2 separate regions of the Mus musculus genome follow, and region 1 is linked to region 2. A link is a loop called in an ENCODE intact Hi-C map of the cell type or tissue named here. Cell type or tissue: gastrocnemius. All regions are shown on one strand. Links, peaks and the distances in the headings refer to the core of each region. The heading gives the core; the rest is flanking DNA.

Region 1 (13,168 bases), core at 592-8,591, 54 kb after region 2:
CAACGCACAGGCAAGTGTGGGGTCCACCCAAACAGTAGCTGCCAATGTTGGGGAGTTTGACAACCTAACCTGGTGAAAGCCCCGTGGTTGAACTTAACATTCTGCACCTAATTTCCCTACTGCTGTCTGAGCCTTCCTCACCTTCCTCACTCAGGGAATAAGGAAAGCTTCCTTCCTTGCTATGGCCCAAGATGTCCCAAAGACCTGTCTCCCATCATCTCATACACTCCGCCCAATCACATTATTCCAGGCTCTATTTCACTCAGATCTTTAAAACTGTCATCTGGTTGGGAACACTCTTCCTGATGACTTTGCCCCTCCCTTTTGTGCAAGCTCATCTGGCCCTTTGCTTTTCTTCCTAGCACTCATCTTTAACTCTATTATATACAGATGTGACTTCATCACACGGGGTTAGACCCCAACAAATCTGTCTTGAACTGTCTTATGTTGAAAATGCATAAATATACCTAACCTACCGAACACCCTAGCTTAGTGTCACCTACCTTAAATGTGCCCACAACGCTGACATTATTCTACAGTTAGGCAAACTTACCTAATGCAAAGTCTATTTTATAACAAAGTGACTAGCTCACATAATTTACTGAACACCATACTGAAAGGAGAAAACCAGAACTGGGTATATGCGTGTGGTTCGCTACCACTGGAAGGTCAAAAATTTATAAAGTTGAAAAATTATAAAGCAAATTCTACACCAAGGAATGGCTGTACTTTCGTCTCCCATGTGCTTGCCTCTATTGGGATGCCAGCCCACAGGGGTAGGAATTTCTGTCAGTTGAAGCCACAGCTGTATCCCTACTTCCCAGAACAGCTCAGAACGTCTGTCTCCTGTATGCTTGCCTCTGCTGGGATGCCAGCCCACAGGGGTAGGAATTTCAGTTGAAGCCATAGCTGTATCCCTACTTCCCAGAACAGCTCCTGACCACAGTTGGTACCCTCCCTCCTTCTACTGACTGCATGCCTACGTGATACATCACAGCAGATGCTCAGCAAGTGCTTGTTGAATGGATGAGCACATCACTGCACAATCGAGGAACTGGTCCCCACTCCACTGGAGGCCTGAGAGCTCCCTACTGCCTCCTGGTGGGAGAGCTGAGAGCCCTTCAACACAACCACAGGAATTTAATTTATAACGCAAGACTGGAGTGAAGGAGGAGGGATCAGTGGGCAGCACAGGGTGACAGAACCCTACTTTTGCTCTCGTCTCCAGACGATGACCATGCCACTGGCATCACTGGAGGCCAGCAGACTCTCGTCACAGTTGAAGCTGACGTCAAGCACGGGCGCGCTGTGGCCCTGCAGCTTGTTAACAGCAGCCTTGGCTGCCCGCTCCACGTCAAAGAAGTGAACGCACATATCTTCACTGCCTGTCACTGTCCGGATGAGAGGGAAAGGCGATCAGGGGGCTAGGTGACACCCCCACTATGAAGTCTTGAGGTTATGTGAGGTGTGAGGGCCTCAGGTAGCTTGGGGTAGTCTACAAGGAACCATCCCTAGATAGGAGCTCATCTGCCTCCTTTGGTTCGGTGAGGAGTATGTGAGGTTTGAGGACAGTGCGGGCTCTGTGTCTCAGCTGTGGCGTTCTCAAACTGTTTGTGGCTCCATGTTTAAAGCCTCTAGGCATAACACTGTTAGGGCACAAGAGACCACAGGGCCCAGGAAATCACGGGTGTCATGCTGTTGGAACCAGGCTGGCTGCAGGTCCTCAGAGCCTAAGTACTTACCCACACAGGCCCCCTGGCGGAAGGACATGAGGGGGCAGAAGATACTGCGTACAGGGTGGGAACTCTGTTCAATGGGGAAGCTTCTCTTCAGCTGTAGCGCCCCTTCGTTGTCCACCACTCTGAAGAGAAAGCAAAAGAGAAGGTCAGGGCACAGCCTCAGCCTCAGGAGACGACGAGTTATGGGCCAGTATACGCTCTGAATCCCGCATCTCAGATATTTACAATGTACAAACAATTTCGATTTTCCTTTTCCTTTGGAGACAGAGCCTTATTTTGTTGTCCAAGTTGAGTCTGAGCTCCTGCACTCAATGATCCTCCTGCATCAGGCCTTTGAGTGCTGGCATCATAGGTGTGTATCATCACGCTAACTTTTCTTTATACTTATGTATTTTCACTTTATGTGTATGGCTGTTTTACCAGCATTGCGTCTGTTCACCACGTGTGTATAGTACTAGAAGAGGCCAGAAGAGGGGTTAGATTCCTGGAGCTGGAATTACAGACAGGTGTAAGCTGGCATGACTGCTGGGAACTGAACCTCAGTCGTCTGAAAGAGCAACAAGTGTTCTTAACTGCTGCTGAGCCATCTCTCCAGCCCCTTAGGTTTTGTTTGCTTGTTTATTTTAGGACAGGGTCTTGCTGTGTAGTTCAGGCTAACCTGAAACTTGCTATGTAGGTAGGTCAGGCTCATCTTGAATTCACATAGATCAACCTGCTTCCGCCTCTCAAGTACTGTACATGAGCTTATTATGCCCAGTGCGAGCAGCACACCTTCCAAAAGGAGCTCTGCCTATCATTTTATACACCCCAGCTGAAGAATCGTACCGTGACAGAAGCGAGTGGGAAGAGTGAATTCTGTCCCCAAATCAAATCAACACAATAATATAGGCTGTGGGTATATCTCAGTGGTGACGTGTGTTACTAGCATGTGCAAGGTTCTGGGTTCAATTCCCAGACAAAAGAAACAAAAATAAAGAAAGGGAACTGTAGAGATGACTCAAGTGGATAAAGACACACGCTGCCAGGCTGCCAATTCCTAGAACCTTGGCTGCCAATTCCTTGACTTCCATTCCTAGAACCTACATGAAGAACAGAACAGACTGCCACAAGTTGTCCTCTGACCTCCCTCCGTATATGCTCCATGGTATGCAAGCATACACACACACACACACACACACGTGAAAAATTCAAAACAAGGAAAGAGGAATAGGTGCTGGTGGTTTTTTCTTTAGTTATAATGTTGAGAGTGGAACCCACAGCCTTATACATGCTAGGCGAGTGCTCTACCACTGATTGTGAAGATTAAATAAGGTGATATATACAAAGTGCTTTGAATGGGACCTAGCCATAGCAATGTTCATGTAGAGTCTTATTACTGCTATTCCTATTTATGTTGCTATTGATATCACCATTATTGCATAGTATATATATATATAGTAGGTAAGGAATCACTATATAAATATATATATATATATATATGTATGTATATATATGTGTATATATATATACACACACAAATATATAGACATAGACATAGATATAGATATATAGTGTGTGTGTGTATGTGGCGTGTTTCTGGGGATGGAACACAGAGCTCTGTACCAGCTAGATCAGCACTCTGCCACTAAGTTACATCTCCGACCCTATCCTCATCATATTATGAGGTCCTCTGTCCTTGGTGAAATTAATGTGACAGAGACAGGTTCTTGTTCCACTCTGGGGGAGGAACCCACCTGTAGAGTAGCAGCTTGTTGAGGCAGGCATTGATGAGCAGAGAGGGGTCCCGTGCTTCACGGCTGACCCAGGACCGGGCAGAAATGCTGGTTACAGGGCTGCCTTCATGCACTACTAGTCGCTTGGCTTTGGTCAGCTTTCCTGAATCAGTGGAGGACAAGGACTGAGTCCTGGGAGAATGAAAACCAGGGGTACCGAACCCGAAGTCTGTGGTCTGCCTACCTGTGGCCATGTCAAAGAGAAAGGAGAAGACACTGCCGCGGTCATCGCCTGCCCAGAGCAGCCGACCAGGGGCATCAAAGGACAGGGCGAGGACGCGGCCGGTGAGCTTGCTGGAGCCACCCTTCACTTTCTTGCCTGTGGAGATGTTCATGACATGCACGTTGTGCTTGGCGTTCCCCACCTGTGGGTGACAGGCATACACCATCATTCTGAGCCATCTAGTCCTTTGTGTTTAACACAGTGGGACCAGGCCAGGTATACCAGAAGGTGACCCAGGCACAATTCCTACTCCTTAGCTGTGCCCTCAAAATGCCCACAATAGTTGGTCTCACGAGACCAAAGCAGTCTTAGTCTCTGAGTCTGAAAACCTCGCCTTGTGACACCTTTACATCTTTCCCTTATACCCTGGACTGTCCCCTCCTGAAGCCCATGAGCTGCTACCATTACAAAGAGACAGAGCCCCAAGCGCTAGCTCACTCATGGCCTGTTGTTCCCCTATATTTCAACTCCCTACCCCCCAGGTCATGCCAGACTTTCCATGTCCTTCCTCTGCCCTCTGGCCAGTCTGTCCTGGAGTCTGACAACAGTGGGGCTGCCACTGACAGACTAGATGAGCTTTCAGCCTCATCATCCTGCCCCATAGCAGCAGCCCCTGTAGACAGAAAACTGTGAGACTGTGGTGGATGGGACCAGTGGAATCCCAGGGCTAGGAGACAACCCCTCCATCCCAGCTCGGGAGTCTACACACAAGTCTACACAGCAAGGCCATTCCAGACCACAAACTGTGCTTTTCGTTGGTCTCTTTCCCTTTGAGTCTGACCACAGGACGGCTGGGATAGGACTTGGGGGTATTAAGCCTTATTCTCTAGTGCCCCAGGACAGCCCTCCAGACCCAGCATGCCCGCCCTTGGTGAGCAGGTGTCCTGGAGCCTGACCACAGTGAGGTTGTTGTTGACTGGCTGGAAGGTGCAGCAGAGCAATTCGGCGCCATCAGGGTCAGGGATCTCACGGATGCAGCGGCCGTCCTCGGAGGCCCAGATGCGCATGGTGGCATCGAGGGAGGTGGACACAAGGATGTCATTGGAGAGGGACCAGGCGAAGTCCGAGACGCCACGTGTATGGCCCCGTAGCACATGGAGCACAGTGGGTGGGGCAGGCACCAGCTGGCACAGGGAGATGCTGCCGTCCAGGGAGCAGCAGGCCAGGCGGTGCCGGTCGTCATTGGCGAAGCGCACCCTTGGGACTGCAAATGCCAAGGAGCCATTTGTGGGAGTCAACACATTCACTGAGCACAAGGAACAGTAGCCTCAACAAAGGACTTTCCTTGGCCGACAAAGGCAGTTGTAATCTTAGAAGGCCTACTGCCAAAATGCTCTCTAAATCTTAGCAGACACTTTGAGGACTACAAAAGTCTTTTGCAATGCAAAAATTGTACTGTCTTATTGAGTACTTTACAATAATCAAGCTCTCAGGAGTTTGCAAAACCATCCACACATTGTGGCCCACTGTGGCCTCTACAAGGGAGTTACCATCAGCAAAGGTTTTGAACTCTTCTAAGAGACTCAAACACTCAGGCAGCCTGCTACAAAGGACTCTCTTGGGTTTGTGTAGCTCTTTCCAGTACCTACATTACCAAAACCTTCTTGGACCACTTTGCAAGAGGGCTTTTGCATTTGCTAAAGGTTTTTTTTTTCTTTTTCTTTTTCCGAGACAGGGTTTCTCTGTGTAGCCCTGGCTGTCCTGGAACTCACTCTGTAGACCAGGCTGGCCTCGAACTCAAATCCACCTGCCTCCCGAGTGCTGGAATTAGAGGTGTGCGCCATCACTGCTTGGCTTTGCTAAAGGTTTTATCAGTGCTATTTCCTCCTTCTGAGGTATGGTGTCAGAGGCCTTGCATTCTAGAAAAGGATGCCTTGGGTAGTTGTTTGAACAAATGTTTGGTGATGGGCCCTACCACCCATTAGCTCACCTGCCTCATCCACGTGTTGGTCAAAAACATGGTACATGCCTGCAAAGGCATAGTTCTCACTCAGCGACGTGTCCCCGGCCATGGCCCGACTTGCCTCTGCCACCGACGTGGGTACCACACTGCCAGGAGGCCTGAGCCCCAACAGGAGGTGGGAAGGGGTGATAGGAGGTAGGTATGGGTGTTCAGACTGCCACGTCCCAGGGCCCCTCTCCTCCTGGTGAATCTCCACCCCCTGCCTGCCTCTGGTATGTACCTGTCCTCATAGACTGCACGGTTCATTTGTGCCTGCAGCTGGTAGGAACCTCGGCTGACAGATCGGCGGTGTCCTCGAGCCCCCAGGGCTCTGGGGTCATCTTCAAAGTCCTGCAAAGAGAAGAGGGTTGGGGATGGTGCATACCTCTAATTCCAGCACTTTGGGAAACTGAGGCAGGAAGGTCACCGTGCTCAAGGCCTGCCTTGGCTACACAGTGAATTTGAGGCCAGTCTGGGTGAGATCCTGTCTCAAAAAGAAGAGAAATTGGGCTGGTGAGATGGCTCAGTGGGTAAAAGCACCCAACTGCTTTTCCGAAGGTCAGGAGTTCAAATCCCAGCAACCACATGGTGGCTCACAACCATCTGTAACGAGATCTGACTCCCTCTTCTGGAGTGTCTGAGGACAGCTACAGTGTACTTACATATAATAAATAAATAAATAAATAAATAGAAATTAATCTCTGAGATGAGCTTAAATCTGGGGCCTGACTTCTCGTCACCACACATGGCGCCAGCCACCACTGTCACTGCTCACTTGTGTGGTTTCAACAGTTTCTTCACTAGTGCCTTTGTTTCTGTCCTTCCTTTCCTGTTCCAAACATCCTTAGTACATACATGCTTTCCTCACAAGGGATGACTACTTTCTTCCCAGAGAAGCACTCAAATCAGTCTCTCACTTCTGTCAGGTTTCGGTGTTCCCTCCCCAGACAAGTCTTCCCTATTAAGCACAGCTCCCTCCTTTAGCTCAAAGCAGTGACTTTTCATTCTTCTTGGCCATGTTGAGAATAGAACCATCAGTCTCATACATACTAGGCAATCACGCTAGTTACTGAACTATATCCATGCACCAAACACTTGTGTTCCTTTTTGCTTTTTAAGTCTGTTGTATGTTACTATCTTTGCATTGCTTACTATACCATGGTAAATTATCAACTCATCAGTCTTACCTGCTCTGTGTTTATCTAATTCACTGTCTGCTTATCAATGTTCATTGACTTGGCTTCTCTATTCCCTTTTAGTCCTCTACTGACCTGGAACAGTACTTTGTACATCACTGATGTTTGACCAAAAACTATGGTGACTACAGAGGCAGGGGAGATACATGGCGGGTGGTGCAGCTAGGAGCTCACCTCCATTCGATCAAGGGTTGTTCGGCTGCTGCGGACAATGCTGTTGCTATAGGCACGAGCACTGCCTGGTTCTGAGAGTGGCCCGTACCGTTGGCCCAATAGCTGGCCCCGTAGCCTCAGGTACTGCCGACGCAATGCTGGGGGGTGACCAGCTTTGGCATTCTCCCGAAGCAGCTGGCTGCGCCGGCGGATATACTGGGTCCGAAACTGTGGAAACGTTGGTGTACGGTAGGCGTTGTACCTGTGGGGTCCAGGAGGCAGGGCAGGCAGCAGGCACAGGACAGAGGGAATAAATCAGCTCGAGGTGGTACAAGGTTTGGCAGTGACTGGGATGGTAAGAGTGAACAAGAGCAGCAAAGGGGGATTTCTCTTGGGATTGTGATGGGGGGCAATTATGCAATAATTAGTGGTTATGATGAAAAGATCACTCTAGCGACAATATAGTCAATTTGCAGCTCTGTTGGGGTCAGTCTGGGCCAGCTGTAATATCAGTCTAGCATGATGACATACGTCAGATTGGTAATGTACAACAATGGAGGTTAGGGTCAGATAACGGTAGAGGTTAGTATGGGGTAGCAATTGTAATAATAGTAGGGTAGTGATATCGAGAAAAGTTGGGGAAGAGGATAAGCAATGAGGGACTAGATAGGAAGTCACCAGCCTGACTTCCACTACCCACTCAAAGACAGTCTGCGCATGTCCATTTCAAACCGCATTTTCCCAGCATGCTCTTTAGAACCGGCTCCAGCCCAGGCCACTTAACCGCAGGACTATCCCACACCAAGCTACTGCGCATGCTCACGCAGCCGCACCAGCCAACTTCTCCGCCCAGCTGCACTTATCGCCATTGCTCATGCACCACAGTAAGTTCCTCTCCCATGGGCTCCAACCCCACGCCTCACCTCGCGTCCACTGCTAATACTTGCTGCCACACCGCGGCCATTCCCTGGCTTCCTTCTTTGGTTTGTCTGCCTGCGGGAGCCTGCAGGGCAAGGGCTTGGAATGTCAGCGTCCCAGGCAGAGAAAATCTAGTTCCGCCCACCAGGTGACAGTTGCCATAGACACGAAGTCCCTCCACACAGGTGATGTCGCGAAATCCCACTGGGTCGTTAGCGTGGTCATCACCCCAGCCCTGCCTTTCCTGGGCAGCACTCCGGTGACTCACAGCAGCAGTTCAGACATGACCCCGCCCTCTCCAGTTGCCGTAGCAACGCCCCTCCCCCCCATAGCAAGTCTTGTTTGACATTCCCCACCCATCAAGCCTTCTGCCCTCCGCCTTCCCTTTTCTAGTCCTAGAGCATAGCTCAGGATCCAGGACCACCTCCGGGGCTACCCCTAGCTCTTGAGGCGCCCCCCCCCCCCGGCGACCCTGAGCCCAGTGTCACCGGTTCCTTCTCTCTCTTCTCCCTGTCTCAAGCTCCAGGCAAGATGGCTGCCTGCAACGAGAAAGAGCTGCGGAGCACAGAGCAAATCGATAGGAACCTTTCCCGGGGCGTGGGAGCCTCGCAGGCGCATTAAAGGACTGTAGTTTCCCATACAAGGACCGAGGCTCCACCCCTTGAGTTCTATTCATTTCCCTCTTGACACCTTTTGTATACACAGGGATAATGTACTGTGATCAGAAGGACAAGAATGCGTGTGCCAACCACTAGCTAAAAATCAGAAATAAGACTTTCTCATGAAAGTGGTTTAGGCTGCTTCTTAGCAGCACACATTTGGCCAGGCAAATAAAATATATGCAGAGACTGACTCCTGGAACATTCTCTAGTTCCTAGCGCAGTGATGAATCTCTAAACACCTATGCGATGGGAAGAATCCATGTGTATCTTCACTGGGACTAACTGGACTTGAATGGTTACCCCTAGGAAACTTGAGTATCTTAATAAAAATATGCAATTAGGAAAACAAGCTTTGGGGCTGTGACCTAAGGAAAGGAAAGTATCCCAATCGTCTGTTATATTCACCTTAAGCTAGAATTTGTATCTTGAGTATTCCTCTCAGTGTCAAAAACAGAAATTCCAAGGTTGAAATTCAAGATGTTTAGTCTAGCATAATGGTAATCCTAGAAGAGGGTGATGTAGGGGATAGAGTGGCAGGAGGATCATGAGTTCGAATGCAGTCTGGCCTATGTAGTCAAATCCAGGACTACATCCTGGACTACATACTTTAAATAGCAAGCAAGCGCCGGGCGTGGTGGCGCACGCCTTTAATCCCAGCACTTGGGAGGCAGAGGCAGGCGGATTTCTGAGTTCAAGGCCAGCCTGGTCTACAAAGTGAGTTCCAGGACAGCCAGGGCTATACAGAGAAACCCTGTGTCAAAAAAAGAAAAGAAAAAAAAGCAAGCAAGCAGGATGGAGATAGCTCAGGGCTGAAAATCAAGCCAGGAACTGAAGCAGAGATCATGGAGGAACACTGCTTATCGGCTTGCTTCTCAAGGCTTGCTGTAGCCTGCTTCTTCAACCCAGACTCACCTGCCCACAACAGTTATTAGGCAAGAAAATGCCCCTGCAGGTATCCCCATAGGACAGTCTGATAGAGACTCAGTTAAGGGTCCTTCTTTCCAAGTGACCATAACTTGTGTCAAGCTGACAAAAAACTAACCATCAACTAAATAATGTCTTTTTAGGTTGCCTGAAGTGAGGAATAAAAAATAGGTAAGTGAATCCTATTGGTATCTCCTCTGTCACCCTATCAGTGTTTTAAAATATCCCCTGCAATATAGCTTAAAAAGAATAAATTATTTCTTGGCACAAACATGTAGCCTTAACAAGACCCTAAGTATTCATCGGATAGAGTGCTGGACACTGTTTAAGTAGCTTGCATGCATTAATCTAATTTCTTATTGTACAGGGGATAGGACCCAGGGCCTTAGACATCCTAGGCCAGCCAGTACCTTTTGTTTTAAAAACGACGTGTCATGTAACCCAGGCTGCCTTCCAACTCATTATGTTACAGAGGATAACTGAGCTGGTCCTCCTGTCTCTACTGCCTAGGTATTGGATCATCACAAGTGTCCTTTATTGTTTTTTGTTTGAGACAAAGTCTTAATTAGGCCAGGCTGACCTTCAGCTGGATACGCAGTTGAGAGTGGCCTTGAATTTCTCACCCTTCCTTCTGTTTTTATCTCCCCAGTGCTGGAATTAAAAACTTGTCACCAGGCTCCAGTTTTTTGTTTTGAGACTTTCTTGCTAAATTTTCCAGACTGGCCTAGACTTTGTGATCCTCCCGTCTTAACCTTCCAAGTAGCCAGGACTACATTATTCATCACCACATCCAGCCAATTAAATCTTAATAGGAATGTTGTGGGTCCTTTTCCAGTCTCTCCTTTATAGATGCGAGTCCACAGCACAGAGGACTAGCACCCCCTCACATCTGTGAGCCACACTTTATTTTCACATTTTTTTAAATCATAAAGAACACTATAATCAATGTGTTTTAAAAATGTATTTGGGGGCTGGTGAGATGGCTCTGCAGCTAAGAGCACCAACTGCTCTTCCAAAGGTCCTGAGTTCAAATCCCAGCAACCACATGGTGGCTCACAACCACCTATAATGAGATCTGATGCCCTCTCCTGGCGCGTTTGAAGACAGCTACAGTGTACTTAGATATAATAAATACAAAAAAATGTATTTGGAGGCCGGGGCGTGGTGGCACACGCCTTTAATCCCAGCACTCAGGAGGCAGAGGCAGGCGGATTTGATTTCGAGGCCAGTCTGTTCTACAAAGTGAGTTCCAGGACAGCCAGGGCTATATGGAGAAACCGTCTCAAAAAAAAAAAAAAAAAAAAGGTATTTGGGAGGGGACACACATACCAGTTCATGTATGAAGGTCACTGGATGGCATACATATGGGTACCAGGGATGAAGCTAGTGTCCTCACCCTTGGCAGTTTTACCCACTGAGCTATCCTGCTGGTCCTTTTTTCCTGAGATAAGTGTCCAGTTTGGATACTACAATGACAGGGTTAAATGCAAACAAGGCATCAATGCAAAGGGTTTGTGCTAGCTTTTGTGTATTTGCTTTTGTTTCAAGAAGCAGATTTTTCAAAAGGCAATAGAACTTGGCCACTGGGAGAGGCTCTGCTGATCTCAGACAAATCCTATAACCTGTTTGTGAATCAGTCTCACCTGCAAAAACCTGTCCCACAGGTATTGAGGGCTGGATGAGTTAATACACAGAGAGCTTTAGCTAGCATCTGAAATCTACTATATTCTGTTAGCTTTCATGGTTAGGCTAATTTTAAATTTTTATTTTTTAAAAAAGATTTATTTATTATACGTAAGTACACTATAGCTGACACTATAGAAGAGGGTGTCAGATCTTGTTATGGATGGTTGTGAGCCACTATGTGGTTGCTGGGATTTGAACTCAGGACCTTTGGAAGAGCAGTCAGTGCTCTTAACTACTGCGCCATCTCTCCAGCCCAAATTTTATTTCATAAATTAGCATACAATTTATTGCTCTATTATATTTCCAAATATTTTTGAGGGCTGGGAAGATGGCTTAATGGTTAAAGAGCACTTGCTGCTCTTGTAGAGGACCTGAGTTCAGACCCCAGCACCTACATCACGTGGCTCAGAACTACTTATAGTTCCTTCCAGAGATTCACTGCCCACTTCTGGTCTCCAAGAGCACCAGTGGGTACATGATACTTACAAAATGGAAGTCAAATACTTCGACTATCCTTTTGGCTTCTTGCCAACTTCTGCTTTCACTTGTACCCTTCTTTCCTCATTAACCTCCTTAACATCTCCCTGCACCCCTATAGGTCAGGTCCCCTTTTATATCATGACCAGCATTCACTTACTGTTAAATTTAAGGGTCTGTCAAGGTATTTCAGGCAGACATTTTTCCAGAGGACCCAAGTTCAGTTCCTAGGATACCTGGCAGCTTGCAAGTGCCTGAAATCCAGTTCCAGGGCATCTGATGGCCTCTGAAGACACCTCCCCCCCTGCCCCCCCGCAAAAAAAACCACCACACTTCTTTCCCATTTTATTTATTTATTTATTTATTTATTTATGAGACAGGCCTATTATGTAGTTCTGGCTATATCCTGGAACTCACTGTGCAGATCAGGTCTGAGCTCCACCCCAGTGCTGCACTAAAGGCATGCATTACCACAGTCAGGTTATCAACTTTTAAGTCATTACCTGCTCAGAAGATGCTAGTTTGAATCAGCTGAGATGGCAGTCAGCTGGTAACTAAGAGGCAGGTATCAGCAGCCAGTGAGTGCTGGAGTCTGTGTTGTATGAATTCATGACCAGCAGTTTCTGGAGGTTATGAAACGAACCTTAAACCCACAACACCATTGCCTTTAGCAGGATCCAGGATGACACCACGGCGCCATGCTGTGCTTCACTGTGGAGGTATATCCTGAGGGGTTCACTATGCATAGCCAGGTGTACAAAACTGAATTCGAATTGAGACTCAGAAGTCAAACTAGATGTAACCATATTGGGGACTAAAGAAATCACCAACCTCTGGCAGCCAGCTAATGCTGTTGACAAGAGTGGCATCTGTCTTCTAACTCCGCATGCCCCTATATATTAAGTGCCCAGTCCACTTGTAAATCTCCTCTGGTCTCAGAAATCCATTCTTGAGCGTATGTTCACTCCTAAGTCTGGAAATGGGCTCCCCAATTCTGAACCAAGTCTTATTGGTTCTGAACCAAGTCTTATTCCTTCCATGCTGGGCTAATGTCCCATTATTTGAATATGTACGGCCTTATTCTCCTTCTGAAGGCGTCCTACTCCTTAGATTATGCAGTCTCTTTTAGCCACTTGCCTCGTGTGTGGCGGCCATCCCTAAAATTATGTGCAGAGGCACTGTTACCACATCACTTGGTGCTTGATTGCTCAGCCACCTTTTCAGCCCTATTGCAACACTTCAGTTTATATAGATCCTATTCATGAGTCCTGAAGCAGGTATCGTTTGTCCTGCCCCACCACACATACTAGTAAAATACCCATCCCATGTTAAGTATGGGACAATGTCCTAGTGTCTTCCCATGTCTCACTGAACTAATTTGCTAACTTACAGGCCAGTAGGTTTTAGGGGATGGTAGCACTTGGTCTTCAAGACAATTTCTGAGTAGTCCTGGCCCTCCAAGTCAGAATCACATGA
Region 2 (16,539 bases), core at 4,635-12,634:
TGCAGAGAACACATACATACAAGGTAAAATAAGTTAAAAAAAATTCATCCTGTAAAGCAGACCCCAGGTCATAATAATAATAGGGCCACCAGTGAATAATCTTTTTCTCCTGAAGGATCCAGCAATAGCCACAACAATACTCATGTAAGGCAAAGTATGCTGAGGTAGCCTCCTATCTCGTTGAGAATCATATGACCCTCAGTCCCTCAGAAGCCAGCCAGTCTGTTAGTTCACCAGTAGACTGGCTCTTTTCTGAGCCACCTTCAAACCTTAAGGAATGTCCACATCCTCCCCCACTCCATCTGTTGGTCCCTACCTGCTCCTCCAGTCTCACGAGGATGAGTCATAGCCTCCAGGCTTAACCTGCTCTCCTTGTCTCTCACCTATGATGTCCCATCCCTGTTTCCATTCTATTCTATTGTAGCGCTTCAGACTGTCAAGGAAAACAGATGGTCTAGGAGTTAGGCAGTTTAAAAAAGCTGTTGAAGGGACTAGAGAGATGGCTCAGCGGTTAAGACGGTTAAGAGCACTGGTTGCTCTTTCAAAGGTCCGGAGTTCGATTCCCACCAACTACATGATGGCTCACAACCATCTGTAATGGGATCTGATGCCCTCTTCTGGTGTGCATGAAGACAGGGCACTCATATATATTAAATAAATCAACCTTTTTTTTTTTTTAAAGAGGCTGTTGAGGGGCTGGAGAGATGGCTCATTGACTAAGAGCACTTACTGTTCTTCCAGAGGACCTAGTTTTGATTTCCCAGCACCCACATGGAGATGCAGAACTTTAATTCCAGTCCTAAGATCTATGGCCTCAGCCGGGCAGTGGTGGTGCACAGCCTGATCTACAGAATAATTTCCAGGACAGCCAGGGCTACAGAGAAACCCGGTCTTGAACATGACCCCCTCCCCAAACCGTCTATGGCCTCTCCTGGTTCTTGAGCACCAGGCATACCCAGTGTACATACACATATACACCCACACTTAAAAACAAAAAATAAGAGCCAGGAGTGGTGGCGCACGCCTTTAATCCCAGCACTCTGGAGGCAGAGGCAGGTGGATTTCTGAGTTCGAGGCCAGTCTGGTCTACAAAGTAAGTTCCAGGACAGCCAGGGCTACACAGAGAAACCCTGTCTCAAAAAGCCAAAATAAAAAAAAATAAATAAGGCTGTTGATGTGAATGAGACTAGGAAACTGAGTCAGTGGCTAGGAGCCCCTCCTGTGCTTACTTTCACAGGGGGGGGGGCAGCAGGCCTGCCACAGCACTGGGTTTAAATAGGCGTTTCCTACCATTCACTTTATTAAGCTTTGTAACTTGGACCACTTCTTACATGACACCTCTCTGGTGAAATAATGTTTTGGATTGGTTTTGCAACAAGTATCATCTTTATTCTGTATGCCCTCCACCCCGCCAAAAACAAAACAAAACAAAAAACCCAAGAAACTACTAGTGATGAAATGCTATCACTTAATTAAAACTCACCTTCATTCCAGAGAGGATAAAATATATACAGAATGCATGTTCAGTATTCTCTAGTATTTTCTACCTGGTGAAAATAATGTGGAAACAAAAATCTAGAACACAGAAAGGTCCTAAAGAACAGGGAAACTGTCAGTGCCATCCAAGACTGGGAATGGTACTCTGTATTACATAGCACCTTGCCTGTTAGGATGCGGTTCAGTGGAGGAGTACTGCCTAGCATAAAGGAAGCCCTGTGTTCTATCCTTAGGTGGGGAGAGGGGTGGTTTCATAATATAGCACCTTAGGAGCATCTAGACAGTGCCACATAATTAAGTATAAACACTAACCCCACGTACAAACAAAGATAATAAGTCAGGTCAGGTTATCCAAAACAAAACAAAACAATCCAGCAATGGTGGCACATATCTTTATTCCCAGCACTGGAGAAGCAGAAGCAGGCTTCTCTGAAATTCAAGGCCAGCCTGGTCTACACAGAGAAACCTTGTCTCAAAAAACAAAACCTTTCACTTTTTGAGCATTTTGGATTATCTAAGTTTACAGAAGTACCATTGACAGTACTTCACAGGGAGAAAGAACCTAAACAACCAAGAGACAAAGTGATTCCTGCTGAGTGGTAGGAGTGGGATACAACCTTGGTACTGTACTGTACTACTTTTCAGAGGCCACATGGAAAGAGCTTTAAAAGTGTTTGGGGACACCATCAGAAGGATCCATAGGTCTAAGGGTACTAGAAGGCCCAAGAAGGTCATGGCTGCCTAGCAGGGATGGTGCACGCCTTTAATCCCAGCACTTGGGAGGCTGAGGCAGGCGGATTTCTGAGTTCGAGCCAGCCTGGTCTACAGAGTGAGTTCCAGGACAGCTAGGGCTACACGGAGAGACCCTGTCTCCAAAAAAACCCCAAAACAAAACAGAAAGACAATGTCATGCCAAGACAGAAGTCAAGAAATAACATGGAGAGAATGGGTAAGAATGTGAAAAAAGAGGTGAGTGGGCTCCTGGAAACTGCTGTGTCCAGAGTGGAGGAGCAAGGTCACAAAGCCCAGGGGACTGACCCTTCCTGAGGCTTTTTCTCTACCTTGGTCAATACAATTAAACTAACTTGTTTCTTGCTTGGAATGACCTCTAGGAATAAGATCCCAGAGGGTCTGGACACCCCCCCTTTTAGTGTGCCAGGGGTCCCAGGTTAATAGCATTTTCTTCTAGAAAGATGTCTATATACCTGACTGCCCAAAATCATTCAGGGGTGAAGATAGCTCTGAAAGTATGGAGAACTCATGCTTCCTCCGGCTCACTGGGCCACTGTGGGATACAGCCATCTCTTACTGCAGATGCTCAGGATCCCTCTACTTCCTGTGAGGAACCCTTTGAGTATCCACAGACAATGTGTGTGTGGGGGGGGAGGATATGGCCATCCCCTTGTCCAGACTCTTTGTCTATTGTAGACTGTTCTACCTTGAGACCACGTCTTTCCTGCTAGAGTCTGACCCTTTATTCTAGTTTTGTAAGAGTGAAAGCCTCTCCTAGTCATCAGTCACTGATATGGATGGACATCCTCAGGCCAGTACTGTCACTTTCCGAGCAAATAACACCCAGGAGGGACCTATGGAAATACATGAACAATGTCATTATGACAAAACACACACTTAGGCAGTAAAGATCCAGGGATGCTAAGACTCTCAAACCATCAGATTTGTCTATATGCCCAGATTTTTCTAAATGCCCACAGTGTCTTACCTTACAATGTGGTACTTCCTACTGCATACACCTGCTAGTTACTCATCCAGACACACACACCACATACTTTACATACTTCCAGCCAGTAGATAGTGGCAACTGACTCATTAGCAACTTCCCCTTTGGTCCCCTACTATAAAATGCTGAGGTTTGTGATGGTGACCGGAAGGCCCTAAGGTAGAAGGCACAAGGGGAGCAGGTGTAATAATAGGGTGCCTGAGTCACTATATCAACAGTATATCCATTGAAACACCCACATTAATACCTAATTTTAAAAAAAAGATAATAAAGTTACTTGCAGGAAAAAAAAAGAAACACCCACATCAGCGTGTTCACAAACCAGGCAAACCAAACTCCTAGGCACATATTTGTAATCCCAGGACTCAGGAGGGGAGAACAGGAGGACTGTGAACTCAAAGTCAACCTGGGCTACCAAGGGAGACTGCCTTAAAACAATGCAGACTAACTCCTAACATGTTAAGCCACAAAGATCTGAGGACTGTTGATTACAAAAGCTAGTCTGCAAATGTACCATCCAGCCTTTCCCAGGACAACCTGAAATTCTTTCCCAATGCTGTGACCCTTTAACATAGTTCCTCATATTGTAGTGACATCCCCCCAACCATAAAATTATTTTCTTTGCTACTGTTATGAATCAGAATGTGAACATCTATTTTCCAATTGACTTAGAAACCCCTATGAAAGGGTCATTCGGGGCTGGTGAGATAGCTCAGTGGGTAAGAGCACCCAACTGCTCTTCCAGACTGCTCTTCCGAAGGGCCAGAGTTCAAATCCCAGCAACCACATGGTGGCTCACAACCATCTGTAACGAGATCTGACTCCCTCTTCTGGAGTGTCTGAAGACAGCTACAGCGTACTTACATATAAATAAATAAATCTTTAAAAAAAAAAAAGGGGTCATTCTATCCCCAAAGGGGTTATAATGCACAAGTTGAGAACCAACGGCCTAGGGGATATTGCCCAACCTCCATCTAAGACAAGCCTACATGCTCCTTTAGAATCACAGTTTGTGATAGAATGACCCTTACCACAAACTCACCTTTCTAGGTTCTGCAACCTTATGCCCAGACCTCATACTTTGGAAAAAATGCTGCCTGGAGTTCAGTTCCCACATGCTTTGCTATATACCCTTATGAAACCAGAGGTCAGAATACTTCAGTGTTCTTTTAACTATGTCCCTGTAATACTCAGACCAACACCATAGGCTTTTCTTACAGGAAAGCAGAAGAGTTTGAGGTACAGGGTTAGGGGCACACATACTACAAACAGGGAGTGGGGAAAGCTGCACACATACTCAGACCCATATGCTCACCTCTCCCACATACTCCATAACAAAGCTATTTTTTCGGATCTTTTCCAGCGTGCGGACACCCCAGCCTCGGCCATCATTAGTGCGGAAGATGCAGAGATCGTAGCGGATGCCTTTCTGGACTACACGGTTTGGGCAGTCATAGCCACAGCAACAGCGGGAGTTGCACTCGTAGATGGGCTGCCCAGCTTTCAGTCGCACCTGGCCTTGGTCATTGTAGGCAAACTTGTGCAGGGATGCTCCAGGGCAACAGCCTCCAGTGGGTGCCAACAGACAGTCCTGGCACTCACAGCCAACAGCTACCTGGTTGAGGGTGATGCCCTCACCAACTCGATACTCATTGATATAGACAAAGGACCTTGGAGGGCCATCCAGGTCTACCTCATTCTCCACGGTGATCCGCCCCAGGTGGCTGCGCTTGGCATTGAGCTCTTGTTCCCAACGCTGAAGTGCCCGCCTCTGCTTGGCCTTCTGCACCAGGTAATTGGCTAGGTTTGGGTCCAGATGCCTGGGTGGCTTTGACCGGCGGTGTCGTCGGACAAGCTCTCTTTCTAAGTCCTTGTGGAACTGCTTAAGAACTCGTATACATTTTAGATTCTGCCGTGGCTCCCAGGTGTTTTCTGAGTCGGGATACCCACGCCACTTAACCAGGTAATACTCCTGCTCCTGTTAGGCAGACAGGGACACGAGAGTACCATAAATGCTGAGAACCCTCTACAGTAAGGATTCAATTTCCACCCTCCCCTTACTATTTGTTAAAATTTCTACTTTTCATTTCAACTCCCCAGACTACTTTCTGCACTATCTTCCAATTATCTATCTGTTCCTTCTTTCTAGCTGTTCAGGCCCAAACTCCTGTAGTTATTCTTGGTTCCTCTTTTGCTCACACTTCCCACTAAATACCATTCACATCATAACATTGCTGACCAGCCAGGCCTCTGTTAGGTGCCTCTCCACTGGTTCCCTGCCTCCTCCCTCTTTCAGGTTGGGAGAACCCTACCTAAAACTAAAGATGAAAAGGAAGGAAAAACAGCTAAAATTTGCTGTAGCATTCACTATGTAGCAGGTATTGTCCTGAGCAGCTGACACACCCAGAACTAATTCTAACAACTCCAGCCCCTCCTTTTTTGGGGGGGGGGGGGGCTCAAGACAGGGTTTCTCTGTGTAGCCCTGGCAGTCCGGGAGTTCACTTTGTAGACCAGGCTGGCCTCAAACTCAGAAATCAACCTGCCTCTGCCTCCCCAGTGCTGAGATTAAAGGCTTGGGCCACCATACTCGGCCAGCCCCTCCCATTTTATAGACAGAAAATGAAGGCTACATTTAAACTAAGCATGCTACTTTCAGTGGGCTCCTCTAACTATCCTGCTACTACTTCTGTGGCATCAGTAACTGTTTATGGTTGGGCACTCTACCTGTTGCCATCTTTTACTTCCACTCTTAGGCACAAAGTATCAACTTGGTAACTAGTTTTGTATTTCTAGGTGGAAACAAACATGCATTGGAGGATTCATTCTGCCTCTTGTTCTCTGAGAAAGCCACTTTATTTCCCTCCCTGTAAAATGGAAATAAGAGGGTCAATTCATTCTATTTCCCCCCAGGAAGAATCAGAGGAGAAAAATCCTCTTTGCAAACAGATGTGGGGTTGGTGGAGAAGAGGGTCCCCTGCCAGTGTAGTATCTGTCTTTCTCTCTCTCTCTCTCTCTCTCTCTCTCTACACACACACTCACACCAGACTTACACGGATCTTCTTATAATCACACAGGTATTCAACTTCAAAGTCATACAGATTCTTCTTAGAAACACCAAGGGCAGGACAAGAAAGCTTGGCTAGTCGGCACAGGTCCTGCAGTTGATTCCAAGAAGATTTACAGCACACACTGCAACCTAGAATGAGAAGGCCAAAGACTCACAAAAATGTAATCGACGGGCCTTACCCAAAGCTAAGATCCTCTGCAACAGGAAGTGCCAATTCCTTGAACCCTAATGCTCAATTCTCAGGGCAACACCTGGAAATAAGCCTACACACCAGGAAGCATCAACCTGTCTTTCCCTGCACATGGAAGGGTCCAGTTCTCCTATCAGAGGACCTATGCCCTCATCTGGGAGAATCTTCTACTCCAAACTCTGGCCCCCTAACTCTGGAATGGCAAGGATGAAGTGGCGCTTGTAGCAATGGGCCCGTCCATAAAGGGATCCACTGGCAGAACATCCAAGGCCTTAAGCTGCCTGCAGACTTACCTTCGGTCAGAGCCTTAAGCAATGCTCTTTGCACTTTGCAAAAGACTGGGGTGCGTTAACTAAGAGAGTCAGGGTAGGACAAAAATCCCTAGGGCAACAAACAGAGGTGTTGCTATAAAGTCTTCACTTATCTGAAACTCCTGGGCCACTGGATTTTGGAATTCAAACATTTGGGAATTTTACACAAGTAATTTTAGGCGAATTCCTGGCATAGGACATTAAGCCATCTATACTCAAAACACATTAACAGCAAACACATCTATAGCAAAAGCCTTGATTTTTCACATTAAATATTCTCACTGAATAATTTCACTTTTAAAAATCCCTTGCCATGATTAGTGACACATTTAAGAAAGACTTTTATTTCAAAGGACTTTAGGTTTTGTAATTATAAAGATTGTAGAAAGATATTACATTAAACTGGGCATAGTGGTGCATACCTTTAGACCCAGGAAAGGCAGAGACAAGCTGATCTCTGAGTTCTAGGACAGCCGTAGTCTGTCTCAAGGAAAAAAAAAATCCCTGTCTCGGGGGTGAAAAGTACAACTCAATTCGAAGGGATCTGCTCTCAATTCAGGAACATGTAAACAATACATGTGGTAGGTAAGCCCCGACAATGACTCTTGGTCACCAAAATTATTGTTCAAGAGAAGCGGATTTAAAGTATACACATTTTTTTGCTTCAGAGCACATCCCTTCTTCAACGTAATTTTAGAAGCCATTTTTAAAAAATCAAAATATGTCACAAAACCACTTGATGCTAGGTGTATGCTGTCAGTAGCCAATGCCATCTTTTAAGGATGGTTTTTTTCTCCTCCCATCATACGACTCAAATCTAAAACAATCCTAATAAGATGCTCTAGATGGTAACCTAAGAACACACAAACACTTCAAAAGAAAAAAAGATCACTGCGTACATATACACTGATCCTTTTTTATCCAAGGCCCAGCAGAGACTAATCCCTCTCCTCCGAGGCCTCTCGGTTCCCGGAGCCTCTAACCTGCGTCTGGAACGCCTTTGAAAGCCCCAAGAAGTGGCCTGCAAATACCATTTGCAGTGCCAGCAGCCGCACTCCTCCCCACCGCAGCTCCGGCTCACACTTGTGGAATCTCTTCTCAGCGCTCTACTCGAGGCCGAGGAGCCCGCCCAGCACGCACAAGTCACCCCTCTTTTCCTGCACATGGAGGAGCCGAGCCCTCCTCTCACCGAGGCCCCCCCACCAAGTCCCGCTTTCCGGGGAGACTCGTCTACCCGAAAACCCTGCCCCCATCTCGCCTCGATCCCTTTCCCACCTAGAGTCGCCGGCTCCCCCATTTTGAGAAGGGGGTCCGTTCCACTTCTTCCTCCCCTTCCGGCGTCTCCCGTGGAAACCGAAAGGGTAACGGTCACTGAGAGCCGCCTTTTCCCGCGCGTGGCCGCAACCTTCTCCTTCAGGACTCTCTCTCACGCGCGTAGGCGCGCCGGCCAGCCGCGCGCGGCCGAGAAACCCCGCGCGCGGCCTGCGCAGCCCCGCGCCCCCCGCGGCCGAAGCACGCGCCCCCTCCCCTCAGCCCCGCCCTGCCCGCGCGCCGGGCCCGCGCTCTCGGCCCCCACGTTTGCCGCGCCGGCCTTCCAGCTCCAGGCTCCGTAGCTCCGGACGCCTGGCCTGGAGCCCCGGCCACCTTCCCTCCATTCTACTCGGCCGGGCCAGTAGCTCGCGTCTCTAGCACCACAGCTTCACCTTTTAAATTTTCCGCCATCTTTCTCCACAGCTAACAACATTCGGGCCTAACCGGCCTCGCGAGAAGAGAGCGCGCGCGGGCGTGGCCGGGGACGCGCAGTCGATTGGCCGCTCCTCGCCGCTCGCAGCTCCGGCTCGGACCAACCGCGGAGCTGTGCCTGGACTCCTCCCGTCACCAGGAGTGGTCTCGAGAGCCCGTGCTCGCTGCCTTTATTCAGAGTGCGCCTGCGCAGTAGCAAAGCTTGCCTTTGCTCCAGGACCCGCCCCTTGTCAGTCATATTGCTAGCCAATCGCGGCGTCAGCCAGTCATAAAGGGCTTGTTTTGTGCAACCCCAATTCTGCCAGTCATTTATTTTAACCTCGCGCAGGCATTCACTGCCAGGGTGGACCTAGAGCCATATATATAGGTGCTCAGCCAGTCACCTGATTGAAATAAATAATAAGTCGGTCGCCGCCATCAGATGTCCGTTTCCATCACTCGCTTCTTCATTCACACTCAGTCAATAGTAGCATCCATCTGTGCCCTGCAGCCGTCTGAGTTCATAGAAGCACAACCCTTGTCAGGCAGCCTGCTATTCCCTCAAACTGTCCCCATCACATTGTTAGCCAGGCAGCCCTTTCTCCATCTTCCTTGAAGGAGACGTCTCAAACTCCAATGGCCACCCATGTCCCGAAGTGGACTGGGATTAGGTCAGGACAAATTATTGTCAGCACCCATGTAAGAGCCACACCCAGCGACAAAGTGCTGGAGGAGGGAGACAGGAGCCCCAAGCTTGCTCTTAGAGGACAGAACCCATTCCTGTAAGCTGTCCTCTGTTCACACCTGCACTTTGGTAGGTGTATACACACATACCCCAAATAAATTTAATATTAAAAAAAATACAATGAGATCAATCAAGGATGATGCTTACCATTGACCTTTGACCTACATATGTGTCTGCATACACACATACACACACCCAATAAATGTAATAAGAATTAAAAAGAAAATGGATCACAATCAAGGGAGATGCCTGCTGTTGACCTCTAGCCTACATATGTGTATGCACACGTACACAGTCCACAGTAACACGCACATATACCAGAAGAGTTAGAAAGAGCCAGGATTTCGCAAAGTGCAATTATTACAGATTTACAGACGTATTCATATCTCTAGTGTCAACAAGACATGAGAAACCCTATACTGCACAGCAGGAGGACAGAGTTACGTGCTACACAAACTTCAATGTGGCCCATCAATTATTTTTCTAAATCCATTTCACTAAATATCAGCTTAAAGTAATTTGGGCATCAGTAGTTATCATGAAATGCTTCCCTGACTTATCTTTTTTTTTTTTTTAGATTTTCTTTTTTTTTCCTTTTTTTAAAAATTGGTTATTTTATGTATTTACATTTCAAATGTTAAACCTTTTCCCTATTTTCCCCCTGGAAACCTCCTATCCCATCCTCCATCCTCCCTGCTTCTATGAGGGTGCTCCCCTACCACCACCAAACCACTCCCGCCTCACCACCCTAGCATCCCCTTACTTGCTGGGGCATCGAGCTTCCACAGGACCAAGGGCCTCCCCTCCCATTGACGCCAGATAAGGTCATTCTCTGCTACATCTGCAGCTGGAGCCTGCCTTATCTTAATGGCTTTGTTTATCCTATAGGTTTGGAAAGTATGCTGAGGCCCTGTGCCCTACCACCACTGAAGTTGACTAAAATGGCTGTGGTCAAGTCAAGCTGGGTTCCTATAATGACTCTATCTTTTCTCATTTCCATTATGGGTCAATCTTCTGAAGTGTTAGGTTCCTCAGAGAGACTTGGATTCTATCAGGATACTTTGCAACCATGCATGTATCTGAGGGGGACGGGGGAGCTTTCCTGACAGAGCTGTTCCTCAGCTAACCCCGGGACTCATTCATTCTCCCTCTCACCTTTTCAGATAAGCAGGTAGTCAGTCTAGGTATCCCACTGACCGTACTACCTGTGGATGTTTAGTCAGAATGCTCAGTATCATGTGACTCAGCCTAGGTAGACAACCAGCCATCAGAAATAGCTGCCTAGCTGGAGGTTCCATACTCTTTGATCAGCCAGCTTGAAATCGACAAGATTACCTCTGTAATTAGAGCACCCACATTCATTTACTCGTGACTGGAAAAAGCCAGATTGGGAACAAAGAAAAAAATCTATTTAGAAAGTCGGCAAACAAAAGAAGATAGGATACTATCTCAAACGGAGACCATTTTGCTTAGAGTCTGCAGGTATAAGGCAACTGAGGGAGCTGAGGAAAGTTATCTTTCTAGTTTGAGGAGGGCTGGATGGTCATAAATTCCACAGTGGCCTGCTTTTCCGACATGTAAACTGTTATTTTCTAAAGTTTCTTTGGTGTTCTGGAGTCTGTAAATCACAAGAAAAGTTACTGATTAGCAAGTTTTCTGACTCATTTCTTGATGTCAGGAAGTTATTTAACCTTGTGATTTAAGATACCGAATGGGGCAGGGAAAAGGGGCACAAAGCACCTTTGCCAGACAATAACGTAAGTGATCGAGCAGCCTCACTTGGAGATGCTATGTACAGCAAAGCTAGCAGGAGACAAAACCGTGTGCTGTCGAGACCTCCAGAATTGGGGAGTTTTTGGAAGCAAATGAAGCTATGGAGTTTCTTTCAGGGCGTCCTTGGCTTTACAGATCCAGACATTCTCTCAGGCCAGAAGTGGTTCATAGAAGCCAGAATGGCGCTTTAGCCATTCGCAGCATCTGGTAGTCTGGTCAGCCGCGGTGACATGGATCGTCAGTGAATCAGCCTGTAAAGCTATCAACCCCAACCAGTGCTGGCAGGCGTGTCATACAGCCTGCATGTTCACTGTCTCAGAAAACTGCTACCTCGCATGCTCCTCTTGCTCTCCATCGGGGGTTATAAGGTTCCAAAGACTTCTCGGTTGTCAACTTCACTACATCTGAACTTGATGATTAAAACCTAAGTGACTAGGTACACCTGTGAGGGATTATTTGTGACAATCCTCCTTTTATATGGGCCACAACTTTTTTTTTTCCTTTTCGAGACAGGGTTTCTCTGTGTGGCCCTGACTGTTCTGGAACTCACTCTGTAGACCAGGCTGGCTTTGAACTCAGAAATCCGCCTGCCTCTGCCCCCCAAGTGCTGGGATTAAAGGCGTGTGCCACCACTGCCCAGCTAGGCCACAACTTCTATGTGGCAGCCTATAAGAAGGACGTGGAAGAAGGAAGCTTGTTCTCCCTGTCCCTGTCCCTGTCCCTCTCTCTCTCTCTCTCTGCCTGCTTGCTCTTGCTCTAGCTGGCAAGACCATTCCTTCATTGGCATTAAAGGTTACTTCTTTGGGATTCTGCCATATAGCTACTGTTGAACTACCAGGACCAAAGCCTGTAAACCATTCCAAAAAATCCCATATATAAAAACAAATAGATGCATACACATATATAATTAAATGTAAATTCTGTTTATCAAGTGGTTCTAGAAAAATGAAAGTATAAGGATGACTTCTTTTTTCTTTCTTTGTATATGTGGGGTTTTGTTTGTTTGATTGGTTGGTTGGGTTTTTGTTTGTTTGGTTTTTTGTTTTTTGTTTTTTGTGTTTTTTTAGTTTGGTTTTTCCAGACAGGATTTCTCTGTGTAGCTCTGACTGTCCTGGAACTCTCTCTCTGTAGACCAGGCTGGCCTCGAACTCACAGAGATCCATCTACTTCCTGAATGCTGGGATTAAAGGTACGTGCCACCACTGTCCTGCAAGGATTAATTTTTTCAATGTCTGAAATAGGGTTTCCAGTTTGCCAACACCTACAGTAACCAAGCCCCTCCAGTTACTAAAGTAAAGCTTCTCTCGGGAGATTGGAGACTACTGAAAGCCCATGATAGGAACTATTTTACAAACTTAAGAAGATTATCCTGATTCACCAGTTGTGACTCTGTATGTAACACTTTTGACAATTTGTGGAAAAATAAGGCAAATGATGATGGCAGCTGGTTGCTCCCAGGATCTCTGGATAAATGAACAAAGGAAAGGAATAGGCTCTGTGACACAAATTAACCAACCAGCATTCTAGCATCTCTGGATATGGGGAAGGACAGCAATGAACTCAGTGATAAAAACTGACCTGGGCCAGATGCTCACAAACAGCACCCACAGAGCTCATGTGGTGGGTAGTCAAACTGAAGTCCTCAATACAAGGTTGGTTGAATTACAGTGAAAATTCAAGTCCCAACCTGGGAGAGTGTTGGCAGTTAAAGAAAGGGCATTAGTTGGTAGAGAATGGGATCTTGTACTTTGGGATGAGGATGTGTGGGAGGACACTAGTGAAGCTGAGAACTTTGAATCCCCCAGATTCTCATGAAGCAGTCTCTCCATGATCAGCAGAAGGTGAACCCCAAGCCACACCCACAAATCCTTTTCAGCTTTGATTGAGGAAATTAATCCTTCATTGTCTGTTAAACAAACAGTGACTTTCTCTGATGCCAGGCAAGACAATACTAGTGTCCCTACAGTTGCCTCTAGACCTATAACCAGACTAAAGGTTAAGCAGGTTCCTGGAGGGGAGGTGGAAAGTGCAGTCCATGAGGAACTGCACTACACTACTAAAGAGCTTCATGAGGTTGCTAATTCATTCAAGCACAAGTCTGGGGGATATGTGTGGGAATAGATTTTATTGGTGTGGGATACATGTGAAGGGAATATAAAATTGGATTAGGTTGAGTTTATTGATATGAGCCCACTAAGTGAAGATTTTAGGTCTATTATGGAAGCTCACACATTTTTTTTAAAGGTGTCAGCAGACAGTGGTGGTGCATGCCTTTTATCCCAGCACTCCAGAGGCCAAGGCAGGCAGGTCTCTGTGAGTTCAAGGCTAACCTGGTCTACAAAAGTGAGCACTAGGACAGTCAGGATTACACAGAGAAACCCTCCTTAGATAGATAGATAGATAGATAGATAGATAGATAGATAGATAGATAGATAAATGTCTCCAGGTATGGTGGCACTCAAGAGACAGAGGCAGACAGATCTCTGTGAGTTCAAGCCCAGTTGATCTGTACAGCAAGTTCCAGGACAACTAGAGCCACATAGACTGTCTCAACAATAACAAAATAAAGGGGTAGGCGAGATGGCTCAGTGAGTAAGAGCACTGACTGCTCTTCCGAAGGTCCTGAGTTCAAATCTCAGCAGCCATATAGTGGCTCACAACCACCCATAATGAGATCTGATGCCTTCTTCTGGTGCGTCTGAAGTCAGCTACAGTGTGCTTATGTAAGTAAATCTTTGGAACATAGCTGAGTTGACCAGAGCGAGCAGGGCAGACCAGAGTTAGTAGAGGTCCTAAAAATTCAATTCCCAACAACCACATGAAGGTTCACAATCATCTGTACAGCTACAGTGTACTCACATACATAAAAATAAATAAATAAGGGCTGGAGGTTAAGGGCACTGACTGTTCTTTCAAAAGTCTTGAGTTCAGTTCCCAGTAACCACATGGTGGCTCACAGCCATCTGTAATGGGATCCAATGCCCTCTTCTAGTGTGTCTGAAGGCAGCTACAGTGTACTCATATAAAATAAATAAATAAATAAATCTTTTAAAAAATAATAAATAAATCTTTAAAAAAAATAACAAAACAAACAAACCAAGAAAATATCTTACAAAATAAAGAGTAATTGAGGAATAGATCTGTCCTACTTAGGGTTTCTATTGCTGCAACAAAACACCTTGACCATAAGCAAGTTGGGGAGAAAGGGTTTATTTAGCTTACACTTTCACATCATCAAGGGAAGTCAGAAATGAAGCACACAGGGCAGGAACCTGGAGGCAGGAGCTGATGCAGAGGCCATGGAGGGGTGCTACTTACTGACTTTCTCTTCATAGCTTGCTCAGCCTGCTTTCTTGTAGAACCCAGGATCACCAGCCCAGGGATGGCTCCAACCACAATGGGCTGGGCCCTCCCCCATTGAGCATTAATTGAGAAAATGATCTTACAGCTGGATCTCACAGAGGCAGTTCCTCAAGGGAGGCCCCCTGTGCCTGTGATGACTCTAGCTTGTATCAAATTGAAACAAAAACAGCCAGTACAATATCCAGCCTTTGGCCTATGAATATCACACACACACACACACACACACACACACACACACACACACCCCACATTCTTTCTCTTTCTTTCTCTTTCTCTCTTACACACAAACCACACATACTTTCTCTATGTTTTTGAGGATTTTTTGTTTTTGTTTTTGTTTTTTGTTTGGTTGTTTTTTGTTTTTGTTTTTGTTTTTTTCCGAGACAGGGTTTCTCTGTGTCGCCTGGCTGTCCTGGAACTCACTCTGTAGACCCGGCTGGCCTCAAACTCAGAAATCTGCCTGCCTCTGCCTCCTGAGTGCTGGGATTAAAGGCGTGCGCCACCACGCCTGGCTTACTTTCTTTATGTTACACACACTCACACACACTAGAAAGAAACAAACGAAATATAGGCTAAAGCCAGACATGGTGGCACTTGTCTGGATCTCCAGCTCTTAGAAGGCTGAAGCAGGAGGGTTGCATAAGCCCAAGAGTTTGGGGAAAACCTAGGAAACATGTACTGAAACTGTTGTAGCCCCTTTCTCCCAAATCATAACAAAATTTCAAGCTTTAAAAAAAAAGATTTATTTATTTGTTTGTTTTATGTATGTGAGTACACTGTAGCTGTCTTCAGACACACCAGAAGAGGGCATCAGATCCCATTTCAGATGGTTGTGAACCACCATGTGGTTGCTGGAATTTGAACTCAGGACCTCTGGAAGAGCAGTCAGTGCTCTTAAATTCTGAGCCACCTCTCCCAGCCCCAATTTCAAGCTTCTTTAAAATGGGGGTGGGGCGGGGTGGGAGGAGGAAGGGAAAAGTAAAGAAATACAGGCGACGTGGCTGAGATTTTTTTTTTTTTTTGGTTTTTTGAGACAGGGTTTCTCTGTATAGCCCTGGCTGTCCTGGAACTCACTCTGTAGACCAGGCTGGTCTCGAACTCAGAAATCCACCTGCCTCTGCCTCCCTTCTGCTGGAATTAAAGGCGTGCGCCACCACACCCGGCTATGGCTGAAATCTTAAAGGAATAAATGATCATACTTGTGAAAGGCTCAATAAAAACACACAAAGCAAGATCAAAGCCAAAAGGGACTGTGAGGGAAAGAAACCCAAACTACTCATTTAGGATGTGAATGAACACACACTCAGACACATAGACTCAATTTTATCCTGTTTCATCCCTGAGTTATGAGAGGTGAAAGGTGACGTCATGTGTACTTTAGATTGGGTATGAGGTTCCCCAACAGGTGAATTGGGAAGCTGCCAGCGGAGCAGAATCTAGATGGCAGAGTGAGTGTGGAGAGGAACTGGCTTGCTGGAAGGAAGATGACTTTAGTCATCCCATTCATCATCCTCTTCATCCTCGCCGGTCTGATCCTCCCCTTCATCTGGAGGAAGAAAGATTCAGAGTATTTATTACTCAGGACAGGAAGGTAGGCTCAAAGGCCATGAGAAAGTTCCTATGGTCTAGGAGGGACTTGGCCTGGGGTGGGTGTGGAAAGACTAAAGTTCTCTGCTGAAGGCACAGCTTGGGCAAAATCGGGATTATATTGCAGCAGTGGGTGTTATAGCTAGAGTTCAAGTCCATGCAGTATTGAAAAGAAAAGGTCAGGCTGGGTTTGGTGGCACACGCCTTGAATCCCAGAATTCTGCAGGCAGAGGCAAGTGGATCCAGCATGGTCTACTCAGAGAGTTCCAGAACAACCAGGGCTACATAATAGTGAGACCCTGTCTTAAAACAACAACAACGGGACTAGCGAGATGGCTCAGTGGGTAAGAACACTGACTGCTCTTCCGAAGGTCCTGAGTTCAAATCTCAGCAACCATATGGTGGCTCACAACCTCCCATAAATGATGCCCTCTGGTGTGTCTGAAGTCAGCTACAGTGTATTTATGTATAATAATAAATAAATCTTAAAAAACAACAACAACAAATGTTAATGGAGTTGCACACACTGATGCATTTGTATAATTT

Evidence for each region. Peaks named below come from ENCODE experiments on the same cell type or tissue, not always from the same donor. Only the 100,000 strongest peaks of a DNase experiment are listed, where the experiment ranks them.
Region 1: it touches region 2 in a loop (2.1-fold over the local background); 2 of 42 quality-filtered maps call a loop at or near these places.

What each region holds. Positions count from the first base shown.
Region 1 is chrX:8,124,339-8,137,506 of GRCm38, forward strand. It overlaps Wdr13 (WD repeat domain 13), which reads right to left and starts at 8,520. Exons shown (of 9, transcript NM_026137.5): 1 at 7,949-8,520; 2 at 7,047-7,287; 3 at 5,918-6,027; 4 at 5,665-5,795; 5 at 4,631-4,938; 6 at 3,696-3,876; 7 at 3,473-3,614; 8 at 1,743-1,861; 9 at 1-1,391. The coding sequence starts at 7,989. The coding sequence ends at 1,207. In gastrocnemius, for the core only: no CTCF peak of the experiment used is centred there; DNase peaks (open chromatin) are centred at 4,853, 7,207, 7,849, 8,216 and 1 more place; H3K4me3 peaks cover 1,422 bases; H3K27ac peaks cover 1,432 bases.
Region 2 is chrX:8,066,038-8,082,576 of GRCm38, forward strand. It overlaps Suv39h1 (suppressor of variegation 3-9 1), which reads right to left and starts at 8,723. Exons shown (of 6, transcript NM_011514.2): 1 at 8,507-8,723; 2 at 6,286-6,431; 3 at 4,551-5,213. The coding sequence starts at 8,525. Was (Wiskott-Aldrich syndrome) reads right to left here. Exons shown (of 12, transcript NM_009515.2): 12 at 15,429-15,952. The coding sequence ends at 15,897. In gastrocnemius, for the core only: no CTCF peak of the experiment used is centred there; DNase peaks (open chromatin) are centred at 8,688 and 9,167; H3K4me3 peaks cover 1,823 bases; H3K27ac peaks cover 1,569 bases.